Regions from separate parts of the Mus musculus genome. Here regions 1 and 3 are each linked to region 2. Evidence: chromatin contacts called from ENCODE POLR2A ChIA-PET data. All regions are on one chromosome and are shown on one strand. The core of a region is the stretch at or near the end of the contact, and the rest is flanking DNA. Distances in the headings are between cores, read along the strand shown.

The links. ChIA-PET counts read pairs that join two places held with the same protein, here RNA polymerase II (POLR2A).
Region 1: POLR2A ChIA-PET joins it to region 2 with 15 read pairs in embryonic stem cell. The contact joins the promoter of Tcam1 here to the promoter of Map3k3 in region 2. POLR2A ChIA-PET finds 5 or more read pairs at or near these places in 3 of 5 experiments (Patski and embryonic stem cell).
Region 3: POLR2A ChIA-PET joins it to region 2 with 25 read pairs in embryonic stem cell. The contact joins the promoter of Ddx42 here to the promoter of Map3k3 in region 2. POLR2A ChIA-PET finds 5 or more read pairs at or near these places in 4 of 5 experiments (Patski and embryonic stem cell).

The regions. Positions count from the first base shown.
Region 1 is chr11:106,273,701-106,278,079 of GRCm38, reverse strand. Tcam1 (testicular cell adhesion molecule 1) reads right to left here and starts at 1,358. Exons shown (of 8, transcript NM_001379686.1): 1 at 1,287-1,358.
Region 2 is chr11:106,082,551-106,086,852 of GRCm38, reverse strand. It overlaps Map3k3 (mitogen-activated protein kinase kinase kinase 3), which reads right to left and starts at 2,266. Exons shown (of 16, transcript NM_011947.4): 1 at 1,920-2,266. The coding sequence starts at 1,923.
Region 3 is chr11:106,215,182-106,219,611 of GRCm38, reverse strand. Ddx42 (DEAD box helicase 42) reads right to left here and starts at 2,686. Exons shown (of 18, transcript NM_028074.4): 1 at 2,456-2,686. Ccdc47 (coiled-coil domain containing 47) reads left to right here and starts at 3,245. Exons shown (of 13, transcript NM_026009.2): 1 at 3,245-3,463.

The DNA of each region.
Region 1 (4,379 bases), core at 109-2,608, 190 kb before region 2:
AGCACCCACAATGTCGGTCCGTTTTCCTTTCCTATCCTACACATCACCTCTAACACATTTACGGTGGCCATGCCCTGTAAGTGTTACCACGGAGAGAACCTAAATAACTCCCCCTAATTTCAGTTGTTCTCTGTTAACTTAAAAAGCTACTCACTGTGAAGGTCACACAGTGTAGCAATGCAGTGTTGGTCTTCCAGTTATAGATTGCAACTGACCACAGTTAAGAATGGTTGCCTGGGTTACTTTTTTTTTTTTTTTTCTAAACATCCTGAAGACTGAAAGCACTCTTCAATCCAGCCTTGGATGAGTGATTGGAGAGAATAAAGAGGCCTGCCTCTGTCTTCAGACAGTGTTGCATGCAGATATATGGGACCATTTGAAAACACTTTGGTTCAAAAGGATAATACGGGGTTAACTTGACCTAGAGCCCACCCCCCTTTAAAGTCACCTACAGCAGTGGTGACTACAATCATCAGTCCATGAAATTAGCAAAAAGGGACAGCACTGCCTAACCCTGAGTCCTGGAAAGTCCTGACTTTGTCTCAGAAAACATGACCACTACTGTCAGCCAGCTCTGAATTGAGAAGCATCTTTGGCCACTGAATAAAGATCTCTCTTGCCAATGGCTTGTGGTGGTGGTGGTGGTGGTATGCCAGGAACATTTTTCCAAGTTTCCGCTGTGCCTCTCTTCCCTGAACTAAAAGGCTGTGTCCGGCCAGGCATGGTGGCACATGCCTTTAACCCCAGCACTTGGGAGGCAGAGGCAGGCGGATTTCTGAGTTTGAGGTCAGCCTGGTCTACAAAGTGAGTTCCAAGATAGCCAAGGCTACACAGAGAAACCCTGTCTCGAAAAACCAAAACCAAAACCAAAAAAAAAAAAAAAAAGAAAGAAAAAAAGAAAAAGAAAAAAGGCTGTGTCTGTCTTCCTTGCACTATAAACACCATGAAGGAAGGGTCCCTTGTTTTAGCCACTGATGGGTTCCTACAGACTGGAACGGTTATAGCAATTACCAATGGTGGAACCAAAGGAAATATAAACTAATACTTGTGGGAAGGAACACTTGGATGGGGGATCAAAAGGCCAGCCTTCGCTGGGAAAGTGGCGTGCATACAGTTGAGTCTGAAGGCATTTAACGGCAGTATTTAAAACACTTGGAAATAGATGGGAACCAAATACTTCCAGGCGTGTTGGCTAACTCCCCCACCTGCTAGCTGATCCTCTCCTGGATTTCACAAGTACAAACCGACATAAATCCAAGCAAACCAAATAGGACCCAAATCCTCACTGAGTCAAAGCGGTCGTCTTGCCCCTCTTGCCTCACTGCCGAACCTTCCTCGATGCTTGGGGACCTCAGACTGAACAGCGACATCGCCAACGCGCTCGAAACCACCACGTGCGGCAACCGTTGAGTCCGTGCTCCTGTAAGGGGCGCTGTGCGCCTGTGCTGCGCCGAAGTCCCCTGATCTGCCCAGAAACTCGTGACGCTTACTCTGCCTCTTAACAGGATTGGCTGAGAGGAGAAGCGTGAACAAATAGCTTAAAAAGCTGGGTGCTTCGGAAGAAGAGTAGGGAAGCCATCTCCTGCTTCGAAAGGAGTGCGGATTTGTCTCTAGACAATCGCTACTGAGCGAGGCTTGGTGATGCAGACCCATAACCCTTGCTTATGGGAGCTGGTGGCAAGAGAAATACCAGTGCAAGGTCATGCCTTGATACTTGGGCTGTTGGTAGACAATAAGCTAGGTGGGGACAGACAGTAAAGTCAACCATGCCGCACTAAGCTCTTTAGACAGGCTTTCCCAAAAGTTACCGGCGTTTAGACTATGTAGAGCGGTGGGGTCCTTTACAGGCAATCCTGCGATCGCGTGATACAGCAAAGCAGGGCTGTTCCCAAAGTCGGGATGGAAGGGAAGGTGGAAGCGCCTCTCCTATCTCAGACTCAGCTCAGAGTCCCTGAGAGTTCTGAGAAGCCCAGAGAGCTACATTCTGAAGTCCCCTGATGAAGATAAGTGAGGACACTCGGGTTCGTGGATGGAAGTGTTCTGATTTGCTTTCTCGGGGAAAAGAAATGCCAGAGGATTGGCTAGGGTGGCCCATGCAGGAAGCCAGTTGGATGGGGTGGAAGACATGCTGAGGAGCTAGGAAAGATTTGGGAAAACAGAAGTACGTGATTCAGAATGGGGGTGGGGGTGGAAGATGACGGTGGTGTCGAGAAAGAGAAAGCTCTAAGCTGTTGTCACCACCTTGCCTTTTACCCCTAGCATGGACTCTAACCCTTCGAAACCATAAGGCCAATTAAATGGGTTTTGTTTGTTTGTTTGTTTTTAAAGACGGGGTGTCTTTGTGCAACACGGCTTTGTAGACCAGGCTGGCCTTGAGCTCACAGAGATCCACTTGCCTCTGTCTCTTGAGTGCTGGGACCAAAAGTCTGCACCCCCCACATGCAGTTTAAGTGTTTCCTTTTCTAAATTGCTTTGGTCATCACATTTTGTCACAGCAATAGAAAAATAGCCAATATCACCGGAAAACAGCTTTAATGTATGAGCTATGTCTCCATCCCTGCAGCATCCTTTTTACTGACCATGTAACACTGTTTCATGTGCATTATCTGATTCTCTGTTGTCAGACACTGATGCTGTTACATGATATAAAGAAAACACTAGGACCATAACAGCAAGCCTTGGCTCTACAGAGCAGCAAGTCAAACTTGGCTGACCCCACAGAAGATTCACAGGCCAGTTCATGCAGGCTTAGCTTTCCTGCTCTTTGAACAAAGGAGCCCCTCCCCCACCTTCTGGAGACAGGATCTTATTATGTACACTGTAGCCAATAATGAAACTGACCTTCCACTTCTCTGGCCTTCACCTCCCAAGTGCTGAGATTACAGGCATGCATGACCACACCCAGCTTTATGTGGTGCTAGGGATGGGAGGCAGGGCTCCACGCATGCTAGGCGAGCACACTGCCAACGCCGTTATATTCCCCAGTCCAGAGCAAAGAAGCCGATATGACACGCTAGCTTAGGAGTAGAAGAAAACATCTGGCAAACACTGATGGCAGAACCCAAGCAAAGCTGTAAACGTTACAAGTCATTTTTTCCTTCCAAAAGAGCCTTTCCAGACTTCATAAGCTCCTCTTTGCCAAGCCTTTGTCACTGCAGCCCCAGAAGCCAATTAAATGAAGTTTCTTGGGATGTTCCAGGATGGGAAGCTGAGCTCCTAGGACCTAATTCCATGTTCTTTTACATCAGCTCTGGTCCCTCCACTGTCTGCAGATTCTATACTTTAGATTGCCTGTTAGATTATGTATGTAAAGACTGTGATCACAGAAGAGTTGTGTGTGTGTGTGTGTGTGTGTGTGTGTGTGTTTGTGCACTTTCAGGGCTTTAATTTTCAAATGGCTTCCACTAAACAGGTGCTCTGAACCAAAGTCACTTGAAGGTGCCTTTCTGGAGACAGACCCCCCTCCCCCATTCTCTCTGCCCAGGAGGTCTAGTTCTTAGGTAACTGAGCCTTCACTCTGCCCAGACAGTCTTAGGTAACTGATCCAGACCTTACTTTTCATATAAGTAATTCATGCTGGCTTTGGTCTCGAGACCCTGCTTCCCTGACATTTTTGGGACCTGCTACCATCTCTGAAAGCTCAAAAGCTTTGTGGCACACAAGTGAGATCAACCCACCTACAGGACAACTCTTTATTGGACAAGTTAACAAAAGCAGTTTAGTCAAAAGACCAAAGCCTATGTCATCTTTGGCCAGCCTGGTCTACAGACCTAGTTCCAGGACATCCAGGGCTGCACAAAGAAATCCTATCTTGAAAAACCAAAAAAGAAATACAGAATCTTGTACCCTGCCCCCATTTCATTGAACCATAAACCACATTTTAACAAAAAGCTCGGCTTTCTTCTGATATAGGGTCTCCTGTAGAATCAACTGGTGATGCAGCTGAGAACCATCCTGAACTTCTGGCCCACCTGCCTCCTCCTGTGTGCTGGGATTTTGAGGATGCACCACCATGTAGTTGATGCAGTCTGGGGTTCAAGCCCAGGGCTTTGTGCACGCTATAACCTGAGTTACACCCCCAACCTGATTCTGAGGATTTTCAGTGCCTAGTTAAGTAGCACTATTCTATACCGTGGGTAGGAGATACCACATTGACAGAGGGTAGGTCTATAACATAGCCGAAGCCAGTGGTTTCTGAAAAGGTTCTCAACTTTTCTTTTCTTTTTTGGTTTTTCGAGACGGGGTTTCTCTGTGTAGTCCTGACTGTCCTAAAACTCACTTTGTAGACCAGGCTGGCCTTGAACTCAGAAATCCACCTGCCTCCGCCTCCCAAGTGCTGGGATTAAAGGCGTTTGCCACCACGCCCGGCTGATTCTCAA
Region 2 (4,302 bases), core at 1,017-3,516:
AGTGACATGGGCTCAAATAAAAAGACACCATGCTCCCTGTTCTTTTTCCTTTGGGACTTTACCCACGGAGTTTCTTTCCTCCCAGCAAGGCCTTTCCGAAAACATGTTCATACACTAGCTGAAAACATCTTCAAATTTGAAAACAGGCTCTCCTCTATTTTCATACTAGATAATGAGACGTTGCCGTCATTATTGGATACTCACACACTGGTTTTACAACCAAAGTGTTCCATGTGAGGTCTGTATATCCTCAAGGGTCTCATACTCCCGTTTGCGACTTAAGGCTCACACACCGGGCAAGAAGGAAAGCGTATAAGACTATTACAATACAGGTCCATAATTCAAAGATCTAGCTTAAAGTCTGTAGCAGTAGGTAAATGTGGGGAAACAGGGAAGGATAAAAAGAATTCTGTTCCCCAATAATATATAAGGAAATATGTGCCCCATATAATAAGCATTCCATAAACATTTATTGGAATATATTGTATTAGACATGTGAATAAATAAATGTTGAAATGTAAATCCTTACTAGTTTCCTTTGGTGTCTCTCAGATGAGAGTTCTATAGAAAAAAAAATCTGAAATATAGCATGGAAAGGGAATAGAAAACCCAGCAAATGAACAAATCCTTCCCATACTGTATGAGGGGCAGTCTGATAAAGAACAAAGCAATTAACTTAAAGCCAGAGTAAGGAGTTCCACCACAATCGAGTATCTGGCCAATTTGCTACTGCACCCACAAAACCTCCTACAAAAATGACTTGACCTTGCTTTAGGGCAAAACAAACATTAGCATTTCATCTTATGGAGCACTCACACAAGCAATGAATACTTCTGCAAAGGAGACTTTCACTAAATTTCACCCCTTTCTGACTTAGAATAATACTAAATATTTTTGCAAAACCTGATTGAGACCAGGAAAATGAGCATCACAATACCTGCCCCAACTGGGGAAGCAAAATATATTTAAAATGTCACACATTCCTTAGCTAAGTCCAAGACTTTTTGATAAAGAACCAAAATTATGCAAAATATATATAAAACAGCTCAAATATTTTGTAGAAGGCATTAAAAAAACTTTTCTTAGATTACATCTTCACAGGAGAATTACAAATACTGACAAAAAGGAAATGATTTCATAGTGATCCTTTTATGTACCGAATGCCTCTTTCAAAAAGTTACATAGTTGCAGGGGTAGCGCAGGATAAATATAAAAGCCGGGTTTTTCCAAAAGTAGGGTTTGAGTTATAACCCTCAGCGCTCAAGGATTCTTAACTTCCAGTAATCTGCGAGGAGCGCAGCTCGCATTTCTCAAGCCTGCTATTGCTAACAGGGATCCGCGTCGAATAGCGTCGCAGTGGATGCCCCGCATACCCTCCCCCCGCGTCCCCCTCCCCCGCGCAGGAGAGCGCACAGAGCTCCAGAGCAAAGCCCCGGGAACTCACAGGCCAGCCTGTGTGAGCAAAGGGAAGGAAATGACACAGGCAGGAAAAAAAAAAAAAAAAAAAAGCAAATCAAGGAAAAGACACAACAGCAGCTGGGCCTGCACCAGGCTCCAGCCCCGGCCCCACACTGAGCTCCGGCTCCCCCACCCTCAAGCTCGCGCGCCAGCTCGCTGGGGACCGCAGTGGGCCGCCCGACGGGCCTCGGTCCCGCAGACCCCTCCCCGGGATACGCCGGCCGCATGCCCGGAAAGAGAGTTGCCGAGTGGGTTTGGCCGGTAGGGCACCCCCGGAGGTAGCCAGAACGGCGCCCCGATCGAGGCACCGCGGAGAGGCGAGCGGTCCGCGATCCTCAGCCCCGGGCCCGGCGAACTGTCCATGCCTTGTCAGGCGGCGGCCCAGGGTCCTCCTCCCCTCAGCCTGGGGCGGGGCGTCGCGAAGCAGCGCGGGCACAGGCCGGGGCGGTGGCGGTACTCACCCATGGTGGCGATGGCGGAGGCGGCGGTGGCGACTACAGCCCAGAAGTGTCACCTCCGCAGCCGGGGCTGCATGCCGGGGGAGCGGGCGGCGGGGACGGCAGCGGGCCTGGCTCCGCGCGGGGGCCGTGGGCTGCGCTCGGGGCCCCCGCCGCCTCCCCAGGCTCCGGCTCCGGCCGCGGCCGGGCGCTGTGGCATGAGCAGGTTGGCCCGCTACATCCCCGGCGCTCCCAGGCTCGGCCCAACCCGGCCTCGGCGGCGCCACTCGACCGGGCCGCCTGCGAGTCCTGAAGTCCAGAAGACGCTCCGACCGGCCACTGTTCTCCACCTCAGGAACGCTCCGAAAAACAAACCGCTGGGCGCGCAGCAAGCCTTGCAGCCTGTCACTCATGCCAGCATCTGCCAATCGCATGCAGCCGCTGGGCCTTGGCACTACCCCCACTCTCATTACCAGCCAATAACCAGGAGGAAGTCAGATACTCCCGCCTCCTCCTCCCCGCTCTCTCCCAACGCCCTCACTCTCATCCGCCAGCTAATCACGACGGACCAATCCCGCCTACTCTCACAGGATGCCAATGGGCGAAGTCAAGGCGATTTCCGAGGGCTGGCTAGAGCCTGCCAATCACTGAGACAGCGCCCGTCCTCTCGCGCCTAGCCAATCACGGAGAGAGCGCTGAGTACCCGCCGCGGAGTGTCGCTAGCTGGCGCTCTCAGCCTCTCTGGCCAAGGTGTGGGCTGCTCCAATCACTGCTCCGGCTTGAGGCTCCGCCCACAACCCTCTGCTCAGTTGCGGAACCCTCGGCGGGCGCGCGGGCTGGCGCCGTTCCCCTCGGCGGCTACCCCGGCCTGGCGCCTTGCAAAGTCGTCTTCTGTAGAGGCCCTCAGAAAAAGAAAACCTTCGGCCCTATGGTTGTCGGTTGTTGGCGACCTCGAGGTGCTGAGGTGTCCGGCCCCTGCTGGGGCAAAGTGTCTGGCGCGGATTGGGCAGGGAAGGTTTGGCTCGATGCTTTCAGGCTACTTGAGCTGCGCGATACCCTGAGTAGCCTCGGCTTACAGGCAGGGGGATGGTCTTGTTACTTCTCTCATCCCCCTGGGTCTCAGACCTCCGAGGCCACACCTGATACTCCGTCTTCAAAGGCTAGGCTAGTGCTGGAATGTGGGTCCCCACATTCTGAGTTCTGCTAGAGTTGCTTTTGGACAAGTTTTGCTCTTAGAATTATAAAAGCGAGACACGTTTTTAAAAGAAAACTTAAAAGTGCAGGAAAACAGAAAGAAAAGCCCTACCCTGAAGATAGTTTTATCTATTTCCTACCTAGATATGCAACGTTAGACAAAAAATAACTTCATATTGTTTTCTGGTGTGCTTACACTTTTGTGCTTCCTGTGCCACTAAATATTGTCTCAAAACAATTGTACTGGCTGTGTGATCTTTCAAAAGAGCATTGTGATTAACTTTTTCAACCTCCATTGTTTCAATAATTCATACACCCAGTCTTAAGATTCCAACTCTACCACAGTTAGTGTGGCTTCCCTTTCTCTGGAGACAGTTCCAATGACATATTTCAGATTCCAGAAAAATCTGATGCCATTTTCAGTTGTCATTTAGAAACACTTACCTTAGGAGGTGGCTTTGGAGTATCAGATCTCTTAAGGAGTGTCTTACGCAATTCTTTTTCTTCATCCCCACTCTCAACCCATACTATTAACTTTATTGTCCTCTCTCTCTCTCTCTCTCTCTCTCTCTCTCTCTCTCTCTCTCTCTCGTGTGTGTGTGTGTGTGTGTGTGTGTGTGTGTGTGTGTACGAGGTGTTTGTTGTTTGAGACAGAGTCTCTAACCTAGACTGTCCTGGAACTTTTTTTTTTGTTTTTTTGTTTTTTTGTTTTCCGAGACAGGGTTTCTCTGTAGTCCTGGAACTTCTTTGTAGTCTGGTCTGAAACTCACAGATCTATCTGCCTCTACCCCCTGAGTACTGGGATTAAAATTAAAGGCCTGTGCCACTGTATCTAACTCGTTTTTCTTCAAACTCTCAAGTCTCATATTCTCACTTGATTAAGTCCCTAATTTATGCCGGGTAATGATGGTGAACGCCTTTAATCCCAGCACTTGGAAGGTAGAGGCAGAGGCAGGCAGATTTCAGAGTTTGAGGCCAGCCTGGTCTACAGAGTGAGTTCCAGAACAGCCAGGGTTACACAGAGAAACCCTGTCTCAAACAAACAAACAAAACAAAGAAGTCCCTAATTTACTGAAGTGCCTGAAATAGAATAATCTTTTTTTTTTTTTCTGGTGAAGAAACAATAGGGAAAAACACCAGCTATTTACTAGATCCCAGCCATGTAATCTCACTTAGCCTCTCCAATGACTGAGCTAGTAAGCTTCCTCTTTCT
Region 3 (4,430 bases), core at 1,437-3,936, 130 kb before region 2:
ATATCAGATCTCTTAACTCAGATTCCCATTCAAGGGTCAAGCACCACTTACGATATCAAGATCACTGAGTAAAAGAGTGGGGTAAGCTTCATAAGAGAGCTACAATGACAGTTGGTTAATATCTACTCTACTTAATAATCTGCTTAGTAAGAACATCTTAAACACTGTTGAGCCAGTTAGTTTTTTAATGGCTTAATAGGAAATTAAAACAGAATAAAAAATAGCTATATTCAAATTATAATTTTGTCACTTTCTTTAATGTAATGCAAAGCTGTCAAATACCCAAGACTTTCTTTTTTTTTTTTTTTTTTTTTCATTTTTTTTTTTATTAGGTATTTAGCTCATTTACCAAGACTTTCATCACATTCCAAATCTAATAAAATGTGAGTGAGGGGAGTGGTGAGAGTTGTCTGAAAAGCACCCCTTTCCTATCAGTTTTAACAAAGCCAAGGACAACTTGGAACTTTGAAACAGACTACATTATATTATCACAATCTACATTACAGTGAATGGAACTGAATTACAATGTAAGTCAGATTTAGCACTCCTCTGCTCAGACAGCCCCATTTCATGCAGAATGAGGACAAAATCTTCAAAACCGTCTACAAGGCCCTAGTTGCTTTGTTTTCCTTTCTTCCTTTACGGTCTCATCCTTCATCTCATCTTCATCCTCATCTTCTCATTCCTTCATTTGCTAAGTGCTACAAACACACTGCTCCTCTAACAGGCCCAGCTTTGTCCCCTTCAAGGCCTTCATGATTGCTGTCCACCTGCTCAGAACATTCCTTTCTCCAGATACCTCCGTGGTTAGATGCTCTCACCATTTTCTAGCTTGCCTAAATATCTGTTAGATACCAGAAAGGGCTTTCCCTGACTACTCTATTGCAGCTTCTCCCAAGCCTCCTTTGCTGGTACAGACTACTCTTTAACATAAAGCATAACACACATCTCTCCTTCTTCTTTAGAAAGTTTCATAAATGGACTGGTAAAATGGTTCTACAGATTAATCGCCTGACCAGAATTCCATCCTGAGGACCTACATAGTGGAAGGAGAAAACCAACTCCCAGAGGTTGGCCTCTAACCTCTACAGGAGGGCATGATAAACATACATAAAGAAATAACGTGCCGGGCAGTGGTGGCGCATGCCTTTAATCCCAGCACTTGGGAGGCAGAGGCAGGCAGATTTCTGAGTTCCAGGCCAGCCTGGTCTACAGAGTGAGTTCCAGAACAACAAGAGCTATACAGAAAAGCCCTGTCTTGAAAAAACAAAAACAAAGACAAACAAAATAATACGTCCAAAAAATGTATATAAAGAGTCTCATGAGTGCAGTGGTCATAGATTTAACACTTAAGCAATTCAAGAGAGAACAGGCACAGAGGCAAGGCAATAACAATTTTATTTTTAAATGAATCACTGCAATTCTCCTTCTAGGTAAAGTAAAATAACATTTTCGCCCTGGAAGAATAAATTTTTATATCAGACTTACTGTTCACTTCCCACCTGTCAGAACAGGATTGGACTCTACAAAGTTTAAACGAATTAAGACATAACCTACCACCCACGACGGGTGGTGATGCACGCCTTTAATCCCAGCACTTGGGAGGCAGAGGCAGGTGGATCTCTGAGTTCGAGGCCAGCCTGGTCTATAGAGTGAATTCCAGGACAGCCAGGGCTACAGAGAAACCCTGTCTCGAAGGAAGAAAAAAAAGAAAAAGAAAAAGACATAATATCTACTCTACTTAATAATTGTTCAGCTTAATAGCTGTTCAGGTATGTGTAGGAGACAATACAGAAATAACACTTGCAAATAGTAACAACAACAACAACACAGTAGGAAAGCCACAAAACCACAGCCTAAAGGGGTAGGGGTGAAAAGGGAAAAAGCTAAGATGACAGAAAAGTTTATATATGCTTCCAAACTTGACTAGTATAATTTTTTCCTTACGATTCTGATACAGGTTTTCAACCCATATATATTATTCAAATCAGGTAGGCTCAAGTAGGCCGCAAAAAGTTTGTAACTATGGTGATGATGTTAATCATGATCTACTCAAGGTTTCACAAAGATCAATGACTATCACAGCCTTCTAATCTGTCAACCTCCGCTACCGAGACCCTCCCCGCCTCCATTTGTGGGTCCGCAATCCCCAACAGCTACCTACAAGGATCAATACTCCTCCACTGGCTCTCACAGCTTCGGAGCCCAGCACCCTGAAAAATCCCTTCCTGGAGCCCATCAAGCACCGCCTCCGGAAAGCCGCCAAGTGGGCCTCGTTAAGACGTGCAAGGAGCAGAGCCGTGGGAAGGCAACGTAGCTCCAGAGGGCCACCTCGGGGCTCCAGATCGCGTACCCATCCCTGCCCGGACCCCCGCAGCCACCCGGGTCCCCAGGCTCTGCCGATTCTTTGTTAAACGAGGCCGAGGTTCCTCCGCCCTCGCCAGGCCCCAGTTACCTCTCGTGTCCCCCGGGCTAGCGGCACTGCGTCTGGCGAGCCCTTCACCCAAACCCGCTGCCGCGGCTGCAGACGCAGTTGCTACTCCAGTCGGCGCGAAAGAACCCCCGCGGCCCTGCGTACGCGCGGTGCGGGACCGCGTCCAGCCGCGCTCTTCCTCCGCCCCCTTCGCCGCCGCCTCACGGCCCGTTGCTGACTGGGGGTAGGGTGGGGGGAGCGTCTGACATGCGCGCTAAGTAGAGCGCGAGCCGAAGGGTGGGGCTGGGGCTACGGCTGCCGAAAGGCGCCAATTAATGCCGCTCTTCCGATTCCGGAACGCAACATAACTACGTCACACACCCCGGACGGGAATCTGGTCCTGGGTGAGGATTGTGTCTGGGTCGTGTAGTGAGGGAGTCTGCAATGAAGAGAGCCGCGGCGATGGGGAACCGCCCGAAAAACTCAAGGTAATAAGGTGTTGATTGGAAACTTCATTTACATAAGAATGTCCACCTTCCCTTAGCTCTTGTCCCTTGCCAAAAACCAAAGCAACACAAAAAACCCACGACTCGGGCAACATTTCCCTTCATGCCTCTGTCCACATGGCCCCATAGACTATGGCCACCTTTAGCTTCCGGAGCATCCGATCAAAGTGACGTCTACCCGACGGACGGAACCCTACGGGAGAAACGCAGCCTCCGCTAGTTAGAGCACTTGTAGCCCAGGGGACGCTGGGGGTTACGTAATTTTCCCAGCAGCCCTAGCTCGCCTTGCGCGGATGTCCTGAAGGCCGCGCCCCGCCCCCACCCCGCGCGCAGGCGCAAACTAGCTGTACGCATTCTACGTAACGGACGGCTGAAGCTACGTGAAGAGTAGGGTGCCGTGACTGAGCTACCTGTTCTGGGCTGTTCAGTGACATCGCGGCCCGCAGATTATCTTTGCGACCTGAAGACAGAAACCAGACAAAGGCAGGCTGGTTGGAGGTAGTGGCCTCAGGAGCCCCGGGCCCGGTTGCAGCCTCGGGTGCAGGTAGGTAGCGGGGCCATGACATTCCAGTCGGTGTGACCGTGCCAGGCCGAGCGGTGACTAAGTTGCATGGCCGCAGAGCCAGGTACTGTTTCCCTCCTAACCAACCCTTTAAGTCCGGCCGGTGGTGACATGCATCAATACCCTCAACTTATCTTTCCAGAATTAAAAGAAAAAAAAAAAGACTAAACCTCTGTCCATCCTTTTCTGCTCCATTTTATGTTGGGCTTTAGGAAGATTTGGGGGAAGGTTTCGAGTAGATCCCAACCAACAGGACAAAATCTGAGAAAATATCTGGTGTGTAGCCAGAAGAATAAAAGAGCATCGAACTAGGCTTCTCCGTGGTGGACCTAGGACTAGACACTAGAAGTTTCACGGAAGCAACCGCTTCTAGAGTCGACCTTACCCGAAGGTTTCTAACATGCAAGTTATTTGTAACCAACACTTTACTTTGTAAGGTGACAGTAATGTCTACATCATTTCTAGAAATTTCATCATTTTGACTGATGCCACAGAGGCCTGGGAGGACAAGCAATGATTGCTACATATACTCCTTTTTACTGAGAGAGCTTGCGGAAGATAATCAAGATGGGTGTGTTAATGTTGTGCCTGGCTTGGAGTCTAGTGTTTTCTGCTTCAGAAGTCCTAGAGGCTGGATGGCCTGGCAGAGAGCTGTGCATCTGAGAAATGGGTTGACAGGTCCAGCTGAGTCTTATCAGAAAGCCAGTGCACAAATGGCTTGGATAATTTTAACATAAATAACCTTGAGGGAGCCTGTATGAATTCCATTAGAAACACTTCTGTGTTGTGAACACTCCTGGTATAGACTGAAATGGCCAGACTGTCAAATTGACAGGGATATGTAGTTACTTCTGCTTGGACAGGGAGCCACTAAAGCAGACGCTCTTTGTTCTTTGAGGCAGTGCCTCTTACTCTTGCAGGCTGGCCTAATATCACTATGTAGGACAAG